2 separate regions of the Homo sapiens genome follow, and region 2 is linked to region 1. A link is an interaction called in ENCODE POLR2A ChIA-PET data of the cell type or tissue named here. Cell type or tissue: PC-9. All regions are shown on one strand. Links, peaks and the distances in the headings refer to the core of each region. The heading gives the core; the rest is flanking DNA. Region 1 has its middle 52 kb from the start of MDM1. Region 2 holds the start of IL22 (interleukin 22).

Evidence for each region. Peaks named below come from ENCODE experiments on the same cell type or tissue, not always from the same donor. Only the 100,000 strongest peaks of a DNase experiment are listed, where the experiment ranks them.
Region 2: POLR2A ChIA-PET joins it to region 1 with 16 read pairs; 1 of 35 experiments calls an interaction of 5 or more read pairs at or near these places.

Annotation. Positions count from the first base shown.
Region 1 is chr12:68,380,827-68,387,476 of GRCh38, reverse strand. No RefSeq gene overlaps it. Among named protein-coding and RNA genes, the nearest start is that of MDM1, 52 kb to the right of the region's middle. In PC-9, for the core only: no CTCF peak of the experiment used is centred there; a DNase peak (open chromatin) is centred at 3,896.
Region 2 is chr12:68,253,381-68,260,030 of GRCh38, reverse strand. It overlaps IL22 (interleukin 22), which reads left to right and starts at 6,427. Exons shown (of 6, transcript NM_020525.5): 1 at 6,427-6,448; 2 at 6,537-6,650. The coding sequence starts at 6,583. In PC-9, for the core only: no CTCF peak of the experiment used is centred there; no DNase peak of the experiment used is centred there; H3K27ac peaks cover 154 bases.

The DNA of each region.
Region 1 (6,650 bases), core at 1,539-5,538:
ACTTTGTAAGCCATAGTTAGTGTGTTAGTCTTTTTGGGCTGCTATAACAAAAATAACATAGACCAGGTTATTTTAAAATAAATAACAAACATTTATTTTAAAAAATTTCTATTATTATTTTTTGAGACAGTCTCACTCTGTCACTCAGGCTAGAGTGCAGCACTGTGAACACAGCTCATTGCAGCCTCTTCTTTTTGGCTCAAGCAATCCTCCTGCCTCAGCCTCTTGTAAGGCTGGAACCACAGGCTCATGCTACCATGCCTGGCTAAGTTTTTGACTTTTGGAGAGACAGAGTCTCACTTTGTTGCCCAGGCTTGTCTTGAACTCCTGGACCCAAGTGATCCTACTGCCTTGGCCTCTGAAAAATTTGGGATTACAGGCATGAGCCACTTCATCCAGCAAAAAATTTATTTCTCATAGTTCTAGAGCCTGGGAAGTCCAAGAGCAAGGTGGCAGATGATTTGGTTCCTGATGAGGACTTTCTTCGTGATTTGAAGACAGATGACTTCTTTTTCCCATACCTTCACATGGTGGAGAGAGAAAGAGAGAGGAAGCAAGCACTCTTATGTCTCTTCTTATAAAGGCATTAATCCCATCATGAAGGCTAGACTCTCATGATACCCTCATGACCTATTTACCTCCCAGAGTCCCCAATTTCACATGCCATCACAATGGAGTTTTGACATATAATTTTGGGGGGACACATTCAGCCCATTGCAGCTAGGCACTTGGATTTTATTATGAGTAAAATAGGAAGCAATCGGAAGTTTTTAAAATTGAGAGTGACGTGACCTAATAGGTGTTTTTGAATGATTGCTCTGAATGCTATGTGGAGGATGATTGCAGGGGGTCAAGACTGCAGCAGAGTGGGCAGCTGAGAGGCTATGATGATAGGTTGGATGGCTAGGTGGTGGAAGAAGAGAGAAGATGGGTTTGAAGATATAGTTTAGAGGTAAAGACAGAGAGGAGGCATCAGGGACATACCCAAATTTATATTTTCTTAAGCTACCAAATGAATGGTGATGGTAGAAACTGACATGTTTATGACTGGGAAAGAAATAGGTCTGTGAGATGGTTGGGGAGGTGGTCATCAGGTGCTCTTTGAAGATGAAAATCAAAATGTTTGTTTTGTATGTTATGTCATATGTGGTTGTGTTCAGCTGCAGAGGAACCAAAATCCTGACAAACCATATCTTAAGCAAACAAGCTCTTTGATTAATCAATTAATTTATTGTCCACACAAAAGTGTGTCAAAAATAGGCAGACCCAGCTGGTATGGTAGCTCACAAATGCCACTGAGATCGCAGGCACATTCTCTCTTCTCCTTGAGCATCCTTATCATGTCCTTCACTCTCACCTATGTAAGAGAGGGACTGAGCTTTAGGCATAGGGTCTGCATGTAAGACAGGAGAAGGGGAAAGCTGAAAGAAGTAGGGGTAGTGCCTATGTCAGGAAAGCAAAAGCTTTTTCAGAAATCTATACCCCAGACCTCCACTTTATGTACCAAAATTATATCATGTGTCCAATTCCAGCTGCAAGGGAGGCTGAGCTTTTTAGCTGGTCACAGTGGCTCACTGAACAAAATTGGAGGCATTTTTATAGGAAGTAAGAGGTGAAAGGATACTGTGAAGGTAGGCAACCAGTAATGCTACCAGGAACACATGAAGTTTAAGGTCTCTGGTAAGCATTCACATGGAAAAGTCAAGTAAGGTTGAAATTATAAGCCTCAAGTTGAAAGTTCAACTTTCAAAGTTGAAAGGAAGAGCAGAGATGATAACAGTTCAAAAGGAGAGCAGAGCTGATAACAGTTTGGAAATCATTAGCATGTAGATCATATGTAAAGCGAAGAGGGCGGATGAGATCAATTAGTGACAGAGTAGAGTTGAAAACTTGTCAATTTTGTATTTATTACTGTGACTTGCTTTAATTAATTTTATTAATTCAACAAGATTTTAATGTATACTTTCCATGTGTTTTAAACTGCTTTGAACCCTCAGGGCACAAAGATGAAGATGTATCTTTTGCTTTTAAGAAGCTGAGATAGAAAAAAAAGATAAAAATTAGTTTTGTTAAATGATTCACTACAATATATATTAAAAATTAACCTATTTAGGTATATTTGTGACATTTGGATAATGGTAGTAGCTCTACTGCAGATTCACTTTTTAAGTGAGAATTTAAGTAATTTATCTTGAGTAATGCAATATTCACCTGTCTACATATGTACATTTGCATATTTTAATTTGCGAATGCATTAAGAAAAGCCTGAGTGTTTTAATGATTAAATAATAACCTTATTATTAGTAAATTTGCTGCTAAAATGAACACAATGCATTATGGAATCTTAACCTAAAAATTTTGACTCCTAAGGAAGAGAAAGGAATTACTTGTCAGATGACCTGGTTTAGATTAGGACTGAAGAATGGTTTAGTGACGCATTGCTACCTATTATTTCACTTGGAAGACTCATGGATGTCTCATACTAAGTTTTTTACCTTACCCATCCCTCATTCCTTTCCGAACATCATGTTTTTCTGTATTACTTTTGAAGTAAGTGGCATTACTATTGTTTTCACTCAAGCCAGAACTCCAAGTATTATTCTAGACAGTTGTGTCTCCCTCACTCCACTGTTACCAGCAAAACCTACAGATTTTACCTCCTGAATATTTTTTTGAATCTGCTCTGTCTTCTCTGTCCCGGCTCACCATCATTTCACATCTTCTCTCCAAGCGTGCTCCTTTAAACTCCATCTCTGTAGCTAGAGCAATTTTATGAAGCTAAACTGCCCAATTCATTACTCTTGTTAAAATCTGGCAAAATATCTTTCAGCATTCTGTAAAAATGGTGTCCTGAAGTACAATCTATTTAAAAAATATTGAGCTAAATTGAGGCAAAGAGGTTCCTTTATTGTAAAACTTCTCAGAGCCTTCAACATGCTAACGCATGCACTGTGAATTACTAAAGGGGTGAAATTTAGGATGCTTCAAAAAGAAGTCACAGTGAAGCTATTATGTTGAGGAATACCAAGGAATTTTTCATGAAATGCCTCTGTGAACACTAGAAATTTCTATAAACTGTCTTAGGAAATTTGGTCTATAAGGAGGAAATTCAGTCACCTCAACATGACCTATGAGACCTCTTGTGACCTAGTCCTTATCTTCCTCATGAGCCTCATCTTCTATCCCTCCCCGTCTTGAATTTCTTGCTTGTAATAGCAAACCACATCCAGTTCCTGTACACAACATGCTCCTTTTTTTTTTTTTTTTTTTTGAGACGGAGTCTGACTCTGTCGCCCAGGCTGGAGTGCAACGGCGCGATCTCGGCTCACCACAACCTCCGCCTCCCAGGTTCAAACAATTCTCCTGCCTCAGCCTCCCGAGTAGCTGGGATTACAGGTGTGCGCCATCACTCCCGGCTAATTTTTGTATTTTTAGTGAGATGGGGTTTTACCATGTTGGCCAGGCTGGTCTCAAACTCCTGACCTCAAGTGATCCGCCCACCTTGGCCTCCCAAATTGCTGAGATTATAGGCATGAGCCACCACATCCGACCAAAATAACTCTCTTTATCCAGCTAACTCTACTCACCTTTTGACTCTCAGCTCAGAGACCTTCCTTGCATTCCACGTTGAGCTAAGTGCCTCTTTTCTGAAGTCCACTTACCATCTCACAAAAAATGGGCATAATCTGTTTATGTGTCTTTTCACCCTAGTTTACCTGGGGATAAAGACTGAGGCTATGCTGCGATGATGATGGTGGTGATTATAGCTCAGTTTATTGCACATACTAGATGCCAGGCAACTGTATACGAATTATCTTATTTGATAGTCACAAACTCCCATGAAGTAGGTGTTATTAGTATCCTTGTTTTGCAGGTAAAGCAGCTACGGCTTAGAAAGGCTGAGGAACTTGCCTGAGGCTATCCAGCTACTGAGAGATAAACTGGGGTGTGAATTCAGAGAGCTTGACTCCTGAGGCTCCACCTGTGCCTATAATTCCAGCATGACACCTGGTAATGGGCACTCAGTATATGCTTGTTGATCTAAACTCAGTGTGTGTGTGTGTGTCTGTGTGTGTCTGTGTGTGTGTGTGTGTGTGTGTGTGTGTGTGTGGTCTTCCTCTCACATCCAAAGCTACTAGCACTGAGGAAGTTGGGCATGGTGTAGGAAAGAGAAATCTTTGCTGTTAAATCTCATTTCCAGCATAACTGTCAATGGAGAGGTGGCATGGAAGGGACAACCAGTTCGTGTACCAAATTACTCTCAGCTTGCTTGTTGTCTTAGGCATATGTTCTGGGAGTGGCCAACACCTGTTTTACATCTGTGTTAGTCTTTGCGGAATAAAAAGCAAATTAGGGTTTAATGGGGACTATTAATCTTGTCACCTAATTGAGTAGATCTAATAAATCTTTTCATTCAAAACCCAATGGGAATTTCTAGTTGGAAATGAGTGTGGGGAATATTCAATCTCAAAAATATTTTCATACACAAAGATTATATATGAGTTTGTGAAAGATGTTGAATATTCAATGAAATTTAATGAGTATGAATTGAACACTTATCCTGGGCCTAGAACTGTTGGCAGTTGCTTTTGAGAGTTACAGAGTACATTTATGGTAATTACTGCACTTACGAATTTTGCTATGTGGTTTGGGAGTATCTGAAGTATCTTATAGTAGGTCTCTAAACTGGTAATAATAAAAAGTTCAAATATATTATTTTGTTACACTCCACGAGGATCAAACTTCATCATGACATGATTATAATTTGAAATATGAGTAAGAAATACGTAGGGTCATGATCTCTATAAGCCCATTCTTTGCTTCTTAATTAAATTTTGCAGCTGATAGAAACATTGAAAGCAGAGCATTAGCTTATAAATAATTCAGAAAATGGTTGGTAACTCCCATAGTATATGTTTTATGAGTTTTGTTTAAGAAGAGTCTATTTCGTGTTAGGTAAAGTTGGCCATTGTTTAGAATAAAGACCTGCATTACTTTCTATTCTAAATTAAACTGTTAATGGGAGTGCTTGCAAAGGCCTTGGTGCTTTTTTTTCTGTTTAATAGGAGCAACATCACTTTGGATCAATTATTTAATTTCCTTATGTCAGAGTTCTTTCAATTTAAAGGAAAATATTTCCTTTCCTCATTCCTTTTTCTCTGAGGATGAACCAGACATTGGAAGTTGTAGCCTGGGATTGTACTGGAGCTCTCACTGTGGTTGCATTCTTTCTTCACATTCAGCGTCCTCCTTAAAGCACACATTTTCACGTACATCTATTAAATTACCTGGGAGAGAGTTCTAGACACTATCAGTCAGTAAATCCAGTTGTCTCATTTTTCAGTTTTAGCTATTGTTGCGGTCATATGCCAAGGCTTGTATGAATGAAGGGTCTATAAAAATATCTGCTGTGGTGTGATTTTTTTTATCCTTGTATGAGACCATAGCATGAGACAGTAGACTGGCAAATTGGCAGGGCGAGGAGAGTGTTTGTGCTTACACGGGGCAATGAAAAGAGTTTTGATTCTTCTTTAGCTAAATGTTATAAAACTTTAAAGCTTACATTTGAATAATCGTTGCAGATGGGTTAGATAAAATCCATCAACTCACAATGTTTTTCCTGTTTCCATTCACTAGTGAGTAACAAGGTTAAAAGAAGGAATGTTCTATAAAATAAGATATAGAATTTGGGTTAGGTTTACAAGTGAAGAGTTCCTCTTTGCCCTGCCCCCAAATTATTTTTAGGCCCCAGGCCTCTGAAGCCAAGGTAATCTGCAGGGCAGCTTTCACATTTTATCACAAGTCAGTGGTCTCTCCTCTTCCTTGTCCCTCCTATCTTGCCGGCAAATGGCTCTGTGGGAAACCCATTCTGCTTCCTGTTTAAACTGTAGAAACAATTCATTTAATTCAATATCTAGCTTTTGATTCTATTTGCAAAAATACAGTTGTAAATAGTTCCATTCATTAGCCAATTTTTTTTTTGGTCTGTTAAGCATATTTGGGTCATTTTATAGTTAACCTTGGCTGAGGGAGAGAAGTTCTTTGAAGCTCTTACTTACTTACTTGTGAATTTTTGGGTCTGATATGGAGGCTTTGCAGGTCAGAAGCATGGCTTGACTGACCCAATGCCCATTTCTGGCTCTCTTCATCCTCGCTGACCTCTACAGTAGAGAAAGGAGAAGCTGAATATTCACTGCTCTAACCTCCCTTGAAGCAAGGGGTGGCCTTGTAACAGTTCTGGCCAATGTGGCATAAGCAGAATTCTGCTGAGGTGGGTTTTGGGAACGGCTTTTGATTTCCTAATAAAAGAGGCCAGAACTGCAGGCACTATTCTTTCCACCCCTCTTGGTCTTGAACATGGCTACAATGTCTGGATCTATAGCAGTCAGCTTGCAACTTTGAGACAATATGCCAATCTAAAAATGGTAGAGCAGAATTATAGATGAACAGATGAACCCTTGGTTTTTATTAGATCATGGAGCCCCATATTATACAGTACTGCTTCCCTTTAGACATCATACATGAAAAATAAATCCCTTTGTGGTAGGTTTAATACAAGGCCACAAATTCTTTGACACTCCTCCCAGCAAAGTCTAATTCACCCTCCCTTGAATATAGGCCAGCCTTACCCACTTGATTCTAACTAGTAG
Region 2 (6,650 bases), core at 1,249-5,248, 130 kb after region 1:
TAAATTAATTGTGTTTTGAATCTCTGGTGGCAGAAGCAAGTGTGGGTTATGACTCTTTACACCTATTTACTCGCCAAAATAATAAATGAAAAGAGAGACTGGGATGTACCTGTGGTCTTCAAAAAATCTATGACAGTAGAGGGCAGATGTTAGGAAGCTAATATCAAATTCTGTTTGCACTAGAGTAGTGAAGAATTTCCATAAATGTTGCCTTCCTCTATCTTTTAAGTTGATTTCAGTACTTAGCATTAGTAGGGAGAAAAACATGCTCGTTTACATTATGACACATTCCTGTGGATAGAGTCTTCTCTTTAAGATGAGATATAATACTGACTGAGAAGACTCAGTCCCCAGGAAGAAGGGAAAGGTGGCTATGGTTGACAAGTGTCTTTGTGGGCAGATTGTGGCAGGTGAGGTGGGACTGGTAGGAAGTTACTCTGGGTACCACCAGGGTTACCTTAGAGCAGAAGTGGGAAGTAAATGCAGTTTATGTTTGAAAACCCCAGTCTCTAGCTTTTGTTTTTTGCTGTACCTCTAACCTCTTCTCCTCACTGGCTGTGAATCACTTGCTCTTCGTGTTCTCAGGAGATGAGTAATTGAATAATCCCTTTCTCCAAGCCAGCTGGGTACTTATTCACACCAAGGTAAATGTGACTAATAACAGCTTCGCATCTTACTTCTCCCATGAAGTAAGTAGGAATTAAATCTTATACACAAGACCTCAGTGAAAAAATTTTTGAAAGACTAGCAAAAGGGTATAAAAGAAGGTCTTTGGCAGAGACATGGTCGATACTCTTGGATGTAATGAGTTCACATTACAAAGATGTTAATTCTCCTTAAACTGGTCTTTACATTAAATAAAAACCTAGTAAAAATTTCTGCCATATTTTTCCAGGAACTTGACAAATTTATCATAAGCTTTATATAAAATATATATGAAAAGTCCACGAATAGCTAAGTCAGCCCTGAAAAAGTAGAGCAAAAAACGTAAAATTTCCTGTTCAGTTTTAAAGACACTCTTCAGTAATGACTGGCTTAAGAACAAAAAGAAAAATAAATAAACCAATGGAACAAAAAAGAGGACTCAGATATATATTTCTATGTATGGGAAATTCACATATGATAAAAGACATTGTTTAGTGGACTATGTTGGGAAAACTGGCTCACTATGTGGAGAAGAATAAAGTTGGATTTCTTACCTTTCATCACATACAAAAATGCATTAAAGACCTGATTGTGAAAGGTTAAGCCATAGAATAAATAGAAGACGAGATAGAAGAATGTCTTTGTGACCTTGGGATGGAGAGAGGCTTTTCAAACAAACCTTGAAAAGTGCAAATCATATAATTATAAATAATGTCTTAGATGACATCCAAATTAAGTCTTGCTGTTCAACAAAGGCCAAATAAACAAAGTGAATTGACAGATAAAAAATTGGGAGAAGGTCAGGTGTGGTGGCTCATGCCTGTAATCCAGCACTTTGGGAGGCCAAGGTGGGTGGATCTCTTGAGGTCAGGAGTTCGAGACCAGCTTGGCCAATATGATGAAACCCCATCTCTACTAAAAATTAGCCAGGCATGGTGGCGGATGCCTGTAATCCCAGCTACTTGGGAGATTGAGGTGGGAGAGTTGCTTGAACTGAGGAGGTGGAGGTTGCAGTGAGCTGAGATTGCACCACTGCCCTCCAGCTTGGGTGACAGAGCGAGACTCCGTCTCAAAAAAAACAAAAACAAAAACAAAACAAAAGGAGGAGAGTTTGTTATGGCTACAACCAAAAATATACAGGGAACTCTTACAAATCAACAACAGAAAAAGAGCAAAGCCCGCTAGAAAAATGAGTGACTAATGTAAGTAACCAATGTATAAAAGGTGGAAACCCGAGTGGCTACTAGTGTATGAAGAAAAATGTAAATTAAAACAGTAACAAGATAGATACCATTTTAAACCTCCAAAGCCTGGCCAAGTTAAAGCTGGATCATACGAAGTGTGGAGGGGGATTTAAGGAAACAGAGGAAGCTTTATTTGCTGGTGTGAGAGTAGATTAACACTCTTTCTGGAGAGCAATCTGGCAATATTTAGTAAATGCTAATAAACTTATCCTTATGACTTAGTGGACATACTTCAAAAATTATGTCAAAAATACTCTCAAAAAATACCATAAAAATGACTTGGTTAAGGGTGTTTAGAGCTACAATGTCTGTGGTCTGGGCAATTGGAGGCAGTTCAGGTGCCCACTGTTGGAGAATGAATAAGTAAGATGTGGTCGGTACACACTCTGGAATGTCACATTACAAGCAGAGGCTACACAAAGAAACATGGACAGATGGTAAGACATCATGCTCAGTAAAAAGGTAAGAAAGAGAGCCATTCCTGTAAAATAAAAATACCTACACACACTAAACAACACTTCTTTTTGCACAGGGATGCATCGATATTCAGAAATACACATGAAACATTAGAGCCATGACCTATGGCAATGGTAGAGGTGGTGGTAGGTGTTTAGTGGGGAGGGAAGGAGAATGATGAGGGTAGGATCACACCCACGCACGTGTGCACACACACACACAGAAACTTGTATGGAACAATGATCATGTGCACTGGACTGAAGAGTATGATGAGTACAAATCTTTTTACCTGTGATACCAGAAGTCTTCTTTCTTCTAGGGAGATTTGTGTCTTAAAGAATGCATTTCCAGTCATGGATTTTCTAGCATCAGTCAATGAGTTGGGAAACTATTTTATGTATGTGATCAATGAATATTTATTTTGCCACTATATGCCAGGCACTGTTCCATGTGCTAGGCACAGTATAGTGAATGAGACAGCCAAAGCCTACTTCTGGTTGAGGATTCTGATTAGTCCTTCTTGGCATTAGATCAGGTAAATTGTTACATATTCCAAATCAACCATGGGTATGGTCTGTCTGGGACCTGGGAGGTGGGCTTTGGGGTTGCTCTTCATCTGCGGTGGCTTTGGGAGAGACTTGAAAATTCACAAGGAAACAACTGCAGAAAAGGCCCATTATAATCTGAAAGTATTTAGCATACATATGTCTCTGGTTGCTGTTTTCACAGGATCACCTTTTTGTTATACCCACAATCTCTTCCATTTTTTTTTTTGAGACAGAATCTTGCTCTATCACCCAGACTATAGCACAGTGCGGTGATGTTGTCTCACTGCAACCTCAGCCTCCTGGGTTCAAGCGATTCTCCCACCTTAGCCTCCCGAGTAGCTGGGACTATAGGTGCACCACCACCCCCGGCTAATTTTTGTATTTTTAGTAGAGACAGGGTTTCACCATGTTGGCCAGACTAGTCTCAAACTCCTGACCTCAGGTGATCTGCCCACCTCAGCCTCCCAAAGTGCTGGGATTATAGGCGTGAGCCACTGCGCCCAGCCTCACAATCTCTTCTAATAGCAAATATTTCTGAGACTCCTAGTATGACTGTTCAGAAACCCCCATACAACACCAGAGCAGATTTTCCCTTTAGTGAGTTTTAGTTAAACTCATTGAAACTTAAGATCTAGGCTCCATTAACACTATCTTCTTGATGCTTGGTCCATCAGGGGCATACAATGAATAAGAGACACACTGCTGCTCTTAAAGAGGGCTTTGCAATTTTCTGACATTCTCTTTCTGTTTCACAGTGATTTATTTTCTATTCAGGAACAATAAGCTGGTAAGCAGGACTGGGTCAAACATCAACTTTAGAAATACCGTAAAGGCTGTCAATATGCTTTTATTGAGTCCTTCCTATGTGTGTAGCACTGTTCTAAGTGTTGGAGTCACAAAGACGAAAGAGACAGAGACTCTTCCCTCGAAAGCATGTAATTCAACGATGTCAAAACTTATTTTCCCGTGGAAAGAAAATTATGTATGCTGGTCAGTTTCCCAGGCAAACCCACAAAAGCCTATTTAATCGATGAATAGCTTAAATCTAGTGCTAATAGAATTATACGGAGTTCTGGGCAAAAATGGCCATATATAATAGGAAACTGAATAAGGAAGAGTTTCATCATCTTTTCTTGGGCCCATGGTCAACCCCAAGGAAACATTTGGAACACACCTATTTTTTTTCAATTCAGAAAAAAAATCTTATTTTTATTTGACAAATAAAAATTATATATACAGTATTTATGTTACACAATATGATGTTTTAAAAATTACTTATTTTTTAAATTGATGCATTATAATTGTACATATCTATGGAGTATAATTTGATGTTTTGATATAAGTGTATGCTGTATGATACAATTAGGTTAGTTAGTGTATCCATCACCTCATGCATTTATCATTACTTTGTGGTGAGAATCTTCAAAAGCCTCTCTTCTAGCTATTTTGTAAAATACAATATTTTCCTGTTAAATACAGTCATTCTACTGTGTAATAGAACACCGAAATTATTCCTTCTAATTGTATCGTTGTACCCGTTGACCAACCTCTCCCCATCCTCCTTTCCCCACTTACTCCCCCAGTCTCTGGTAAACCACTGTTATATTCTCTGCTTCTATATCAACTTTATTATTATCATTATTATTTTTTAGATTCCACATATCAGTGAGATCATGCAGTATTTGTTTTTCCGCATCTGATTTATTTCACTTAACATGGTGTCCTTCAGGTTCATTCACGTTATTGCAAATGACAGGATTACATTTCTTTTATGGCTGAATAGTATTCCATTGTGTATATATACCACATTTTCTTTATCCATTCATCCATCCATCTGTGGATACTTAGGTTGATTTCATATATGTTTTGATATACGCATGCATTGTGGAATGGCTAAATTGAGTGAATTAACATATATGCATTACCTCACATACTTGAAATTTTTTTTTGTAATGAGAACATTTACAATCTATGCTCTTTGTGATTTTTAAGCATACGATATATTGTTCTTAACTATCATCACCATGATGGACAATAGAGCTCTTCAACTTATTCCTCTTCTTTAACTGAAATGTTGTATCCTTTGGGTAACATCTCCCCATCTCGCTGCCCCTTGCCCACCCAGCCCCTGGCAACCACCATTCTACTCTTTCCTTCTATGAGTTCAAGTGTTTTAGATTCCACATGCAAGTGTGATCATGTGGTGTTTTTTACTCTCACTAATCTTCATTTTTGCTTCTTTCTCCTCTGGCCACCTTCACAAATGCTCAGTGTCCTCATGTGGTTCCGACCCTTTGCAGTGGCACCTTGCTTAGGTCTGTGCCATCTCAAAAAGTGGTCTAGGTTTTACAATTATTTACATCCCTACTTCCAGTTCTTCAACACTCCTGATCTTAACTAGTTGTGAGGAGAAAAATCTGATTATACAAATTTGCACTAATTCACATTCCTTCCCTCAGCAATAGGTATTTGCATTTTGATACTTGCATTTGCTTCCTTGCTCTGCGGGAGAATTTCCAGTCTAGTTTTAGGTGTATTTTTAAATAATTTGAAGGTAACGCGGAACCTCTATATTCCTATATTCCCTTCTTCAGACATCCATGTGTGTGTGTGTATATATGTATATATATAAAATGTTGCATATATATGTATATATATAGTATACACACATATATAATATATATACACACACATATATAGTTGTTATAGGATTATTTGGAAATATTATGTTGAGACTTGTGTGAAGTGTAGAATTAGGTAAAATTTTAAGATGAACTATATCCATGGTATTCTTTTATTTTAAAAAAAGTTTACATGTTAAGAAAAAAGGAGATCAGATTTTCAGCATTAGTATTTACAAACTTAAGTTGATATTGATTATAATTCAATTAATACAATTTTAAGATATATTTACTTCTGCCTTAATTGTTATGATCACTTAAAAATAGTTCCAAAAAGGGAAGAAAACAATAATTAGATTAGCCAAGACAGTTATTTTTGAAACATAAGTCTGGTTTAGAATTCAGCATGTTTAAAAATGAGATAAAATTATTTTAATAATGGAATGATCTGTTAGCTGTCATTACCATTTACTTTAAAGCAGAGGATATAGGACATGGGTCCTTTTTTTCTGATCACCTCCAATGAGATAAGAATCTATAAAGCTGGTAGGAAAATGAGTCCGTGACCAAAATGCTTACTCAGCCACTATAGGAGATCAAAACATTTTATACTAAATCTGAACTCTACTAAGACAAAACAATTGTGTTCTTTGAAAAATATGTAGGGTTTAGAAAATTTCTGGGATTTGTCTGTAAAATACCCTCCGGGCTCTAATAGTGACGTTTTAGGGAAACACTTGCATCTCAAGGTGGAAAGGATAGAGGTGGTGTTTTGTGGGCTCCTGTGGTGGTTAGGTCGTTCTCAGAAGACAGTACTGGAAATTAGATAATTGCTGATGTCATATTTTTCACAATTAAAAAAAAGTCAGTATCCTGGGGGCTATAAAAGCAGCAGCTTCTACCTTCCCCGTCACAAGCAGAATCTTCAGAACAGGTAAGCGTTTCGGCAAACTTGGTACAATTGGTTAGTTTGATGAAATACTTCTTGACTAATTTTGTTCCTTCACGTTGTCTTCGACCAGGTTCTCCTTCCCCAGTCACCAGTTGCTCGAGTTAGAATTGTCTGCAATGGCCGCCCTGCAGAAATCTGTGAGCTCTTTCCTTATGGGGACCCTGGCCACCAGCTGCCTCCTTCT